2 separate regions of the Mus musculus genome follow, and region 1 is linked to region 2. A link is a loop called in an ENCODE intact Hi-C map of the cell type or tissue named here. Cell type or tissue: left cerebral cortex. All regions are shown on one strand.

What was found. A loop is a pair of places that touch in the nucleus more often than their neighbours do. Peaks named below come from ENCODE experiments on the same cell type or tissue, not always from the same donor. Only the 100,000 strongest peaks of a DNase experiment are listed, where the experiment ranks them.
Region 1: a loop joins it to region 2, with 5 times the contacts of the local background. A loop is called at or near these places in 17 of 42 quality-filtered maps.

The regions. Positions count from the first base shown.
Region 1 is chr7:29,038,304-29,040,803 of GRCm38, reverse strand. It overlaps Ryr1 (ryanodine receptor 1, skeletal muscle), which reads left to right. Exons shown (of 106, transcript NM_009109.2): 86 at 95-223; 87 at 312-416; 88 at 2,376-2,457. Among named protein-coding and RNA genes, the nearest start is that of Gm38979, 10 kb to the right of the region's middle. In left cerebral cortex, a CTCF peak has its summit at 1,031 (motif pointing right); a DNase peak (open chromatin) is centred at 1,023; H3K4me3 peaks cover 538 bases.
Region 2 is chr7:28,779,079-28,781,578 of GRCm38, reverse strand. The region is part of intron 8 of Sirt2 (sirtuin 2); the gene reads right to left. It overlaps Gm19897 (predicted gene, 19897), which reads left to right and starts at 65. Exons shown (of 4, transcript NR_040339.1): 1 at 65-341. In left cerebral cortex, a CTCF peak has its summit at 1,367 (motif pointing left); DNase peaks (open chromatin) are centred at 163, 492 and 1,343; H3K27ac peaks cover 1,256 bases.

The DNA.
Region 1 (2,500 bases), 260 kb before region 2:
TGAGGAAGGGTGGCCCAGCCCCATGGGACCTGAGCCAGGGGCCCGAGGGACCTCGCATGGCTCCAGCATCCTTCATGCCCTCCCGGACCCACAGGAATCCATCAGTGACTTCTACTGGTATTACTCGGGCAAGGATGTCATCGAGGAACAGGGAAAGAGAAACTTCTCCAAAGCCATGTCGGTAGCTAAACAAGTGTTCAACAGCCTCACCGAGTACATCCAGGTAGGGTCCGCACTCGGGGACCTGCGGAGGCGGAGCTGCCGGCATCCAGCGCTCCTGCTGAGGCTTCAGGCCACCCTTTGTTCCCCAGGGACCCTGCACCGGAAACCAGCAGAGTCTGGCGCACAGTCGCCTCTGGGATGCCGTGGTGGGCTTCCTGCACGTGTTCGCGCACATGATGATGAAGCTGGCTCAGGTTTGAGTTCGTCTGAGAACAGCTCTTTCCCTCCAGCCATCCCCTAGAATCCCCTGATCGGCCCCTGTCCCACTGGTCGGTCCCCTAGTGCTCTGCGCATGCTCCAGACAGGTTCGCTCCCTATGGCCCAAACCCCTTCTGAATTGGTCGTCTGCATGCTTTTTCCTCTTTCCCACTAAACTGCTCATTTCCCACCTATACTTCCACCGGTTTGACTTTGGAGCCCATCCCTCCCGTCCAGAACTCTTCTAGGACAGGTTCATACCATTTTCCTTCTAATGAGGTCATCCCAGATTCTTCCAGCTCTGGGGAATAGGATGGGACTATGTTGCTAGGTTAGGACCTGGGGCTGAAGCGTTCCTTCTTTTACCCTGCCTGCGGCAGAAGACTCCCGTGCCAAGTACCCATGATGTAAGGATCCTGCTCCCAGAATACTTGCCTTGCTCCTCTACAGCTTCGTGAATGCCTCGCGCACACCTCATCCATTTTGTGCTTCTGCTTGGTCGCCTTAGTCAAAGCTTCCATGTACAGTTATGCGAGTTTGTGCTCCGCGGGCAACCACGTGGCGCTAGACACAACCTAACCATTGCAAATATATTGGTGCAGTACAATAACTGTCCGGCAGGTGGCAGACAAGTATTCCATATAATTTCCCACAAAGCAGTGTCTTAAGAAAGCAGAGACCTCCTAATTTGTCCAGAGTGCCATCTGACTATGAAAGGAATTGAACTGAAATTTTTCAGTTTCTCAGTACAGTTGGCCGTGTGATGTTGCTGTAAACTTTAAATATTGGTGGAAACACACTTTCAAGTATTATGATAATTCATCAGCCGTACTCCAGACACACGTGATAAGGGATATTCAATACAAGGAGCTGGAAGTGTGACTCAGTCGTAGAACACCTGCCTAGAATCATTTAGTTAGGGCCTGAGAAAAAATGGTGCTAGGCTTCTCTTCACCACACTAGCAGCTCCAGGCTGTGTGAAACAGGTCTTTCCTAAAAGTTTTAAATAAAAGATCCAAGATTCTCTAACTGCTATCTTGGGTCATGTGCTTGCCAGTGGTCTCAGCCCTAGGGAAGAAAGGTTGGCCAGACCCACTGATGTATTCATTCCTAGAGCCATGAGTTAGCCCCATGAGCTCTGAAAGAATTATAACTCACCCCCTCAACTGTGACATCTAAGACAGGCTCGTGGGAAGGCACAGAGCCCAGGCCCACTTAACCTAGAGATACTTGCTTCCTAGTTTGTTGAGGCCTTGGGTCAGAATACCAAACTTTGAAACCATGGGTTGCATTAGGGTCAGAATGAGCGGCTCACAGTGCAACCAGGTAGCACAGCTCATGTGTAAGTCATGAATGGCATGTGCATGTGACTCAGTATAGTACAGATGCCACCACGGGGGACTTTGACAGAGGTTTCTGTGAGCTCCCACATTGGACACTGCGGTCAGGCATGTACTATGTTCTTAGGCTCCCCCAAATGGCATACCAGAACTTGCACAGCTGTCCACCTCACCTGCAGCCTTTCCTCTTGCACCTCCTCACGGTCCCACCCACCCATCACAGTTAGCTCTGGCATGGCCAACCGCCCCATAGACCAGGCACCAGGCTGGAATGTTATCCTCCTAAGATTTGAGTCTCTGTCCACAGTATCTGTCCCTGTCTGTCTGTCTGTCTGTCTTGCTCCGTCCTGAATGTCTGCTCTCCAAGACTCACGGCTTCCTGATCTGCCAGCCTCATACCCCACACACATTTGCCCCTGGGTGCCAACCCCACCCCACAATCTTGTCTCTCTGCCCTTCCTCTGCTTTCCGAGGAACATGTTTGGACGCGGGTTCCCTCAGAGGTAAGAGAAAGGAGGAAGAGGACTTAGGCCCCACTGGATAGGTGAGGGAGCCGGAAACCAATGGAAGGCATGCTGCAGGGGGCAGCCTCTCACATCTCTGTATGCCCTACAGGACTCCAGCCAGATAGAGCTGCTGAAGGAGCTGCTGGACCTACAGAAGGACATGGTGGTGATGCTGCTGTCCCTCCTGGAAGGTGAGCACTGGAGGCGGGGTAGGGACCGGGGTGGGGTGCAGGC
Region 2 (2,500 bases):
GGCCTCTGACACCTACCCTACTGCACATCACTGATGTAAGTTTGCAGTTTCCCCTCATGATGACGTGGTAGGCTGCCGCCTGTACCCAATGCCTGCACAGTAGAGCTGGGCTAGCAGAGCAAGCCTGTAACCTCAGCTACAGGAGGGTGAGACAGAAGATTACAAACTCAGGTCTTGCCTGGGCTGGGGGTGTGGCTCAGTGGTAGAGCACTTCCCCAGCATGCCGGAAGCCCTGCGGCCTATATAACTAACGCAGCAGACACACACCCAAAATAAAAGGAAAAAGAAAAAAAGAAAAAGACTACTCTTCGATTTTAAAAAGCATGGTGCTGCTCTATGGTGTGAGTATCGAGGGGTCCCCAGACAAGAGGCTGGGTTTGGGGCATACAGAGAACTTCCTGGAGGGTGAATTTCATGTATGCAACTTGAAGGTCTATAGCCACTCTTCTGTGGGGACCACAGTGGCTTGAGCGATGGGTTCCTGTGCAGAGCTAAAAACAGCACCACAGCTTCAAAGATGCTGTGTCGGCACAACTCAGAGGCGGAGTCACTGTGTTCCAGAAAGTGGGTCAGTGATTCAAACGGTGACTGAGGAGAAGAGGCCACGAAGGAAAAAAAGCTGACCACAAAGGGGGCAAGTGGAACATTTTTTTCCACCTTCAGATATTTTACAAAAATGTACGTGTGGGGGCTGGAGGGATGGCTCAGCAGTTAAGAGTGTTGGATGCTCTCCCAGAAGACCCCGGGTTGGGACCCAGCGCCCACATGGCAGCACACATCTGTTAAAGCCTCTCTTGGCTACTGTGGGCACTGCATACACATAGGTCATGGACATACAAGCAGGAAGAACATCCATAAACATGAAATAAAAATAAATCTCCCTTTAAAGTTTATGTGTGGAGCCAGTGAGATGCTCAGGTAAAGGCCACCAAGCCTGATGACCTGAGCTCCATCCCTGAGACCCACACGATGGAAAGGAAGGACTGACTCCTGCACCTTGTCCTCTGACTTCCAAACTTCAGGCTGGTCTCAGCCCCATCTGACACCCTAGGTCTATGACTCATCGTCCCTCTTGTTCTTGTCACACACATGAATTGGCACCAGGAGGGCAGCGGTGTCTGCTTGGCTCACTGGTAGGGCCTGGTACTTGGGTGGACACCTGTTGTCATAGAGGCCAGCAAACAAGGGTGCAGGAGGGACATGCAACAACAAGCAGGAAGTATGGGGCTTCAAGGAAGCTGTTAGTATCAGGCCTGAGCCTCTTTCTGTGAATGAGGCTGACTCTGAGCTTGGGCGGTGCCTGGAAGGACTAAGCTGTCTCTTCCCCAGCTGGGGCCTCCAGCCATCTGGACCCAAAAGTTTGAACCCATCCTCCCCCTGGTGGCCATTTCTGACATTGCAAGAGCTTCAAACCTATTTGTATTCAAGCATTAACTCTTCTGTACAATTTGGAGTTCTCTCTTTTTCCTTTCTAACTTTTTCTTCTTGGGCAGGGCGGGGGAGGGGGCGGGGGGCGGGGGAGATTGTTTGCTATGGAGCCAGTCTGACCTTAAATCCACTATTAGCCCAGGCTGGCCTTGAACTCATGACCAGCTCCTTCCTCGGCTTCCCAAGCACTGGGATAACAAGTGTGTAATGTAATGGCCACTTTGTATTCTGAGACAATTTTTTAGCACACATGTATACACAGAGCAGTCTGAACTTCAACACATCCACAAAACGCACAGAGACACATAGAAGCCAGCAGCCTGAACATCCGTCTGAACCTCAGTGTGGCCACAGTGTCCCATTAGCCACCGTATCCAAGGCCAGGCTCAGAAGTGTATGAATAAGAAGCCCACCTTCCTTACGATACAGTGTCACTTTCCTGATTTGGAGTGGCTGTGGTATGGACGGTGTCCCCTCAGATACAGAGGCCTTTTGCAGTAAGTCTGGGATGTCCTGTCACCTGTCACCTCACAGCAGACTTGAGAGGGCTTGAAGCTGTTCTGACTTCTTTATATTTAAACATTCTTCTATTAGTTTATATTGTAATTAATCGACTAATCAATTAATTTAGAGATACAGTCTCACATCCTGAAGGTTGGCCTTAAACTCATTTTGTAGCCAATGATAACCTTTCTTTGGTTTTTGTTGTTGTTTGGGTTTTTTTTTTTTTGGTCTTTCAAGACAGGGTTTCTCTGTGTAGCCCTGGCTCTTCTAGAACTTTCTATGTAGACCAGGCTGACCTCAAACTCACAGAGATCTGCATGCATCTGCCTTTTGAGTACTGGAATTAAAGGCATATGCCACTACCATCCAGCAACCTTGAATTTCTGACCTTTCTCCTGATTCCAATGAGTACCAATCTATCCTGTTTCCGTCCCCTATTTTACAAAGGGGAAACTGAGGCCAAGAGGAAGTGGCCCATTGTAGGTCATTCACTATAATTAGCTGAGCCCTGGTCCTGTGCCTGCCTGTGTTAGCCCAGCTCTGACCGAGTGTTCCAAGACCCATCTGG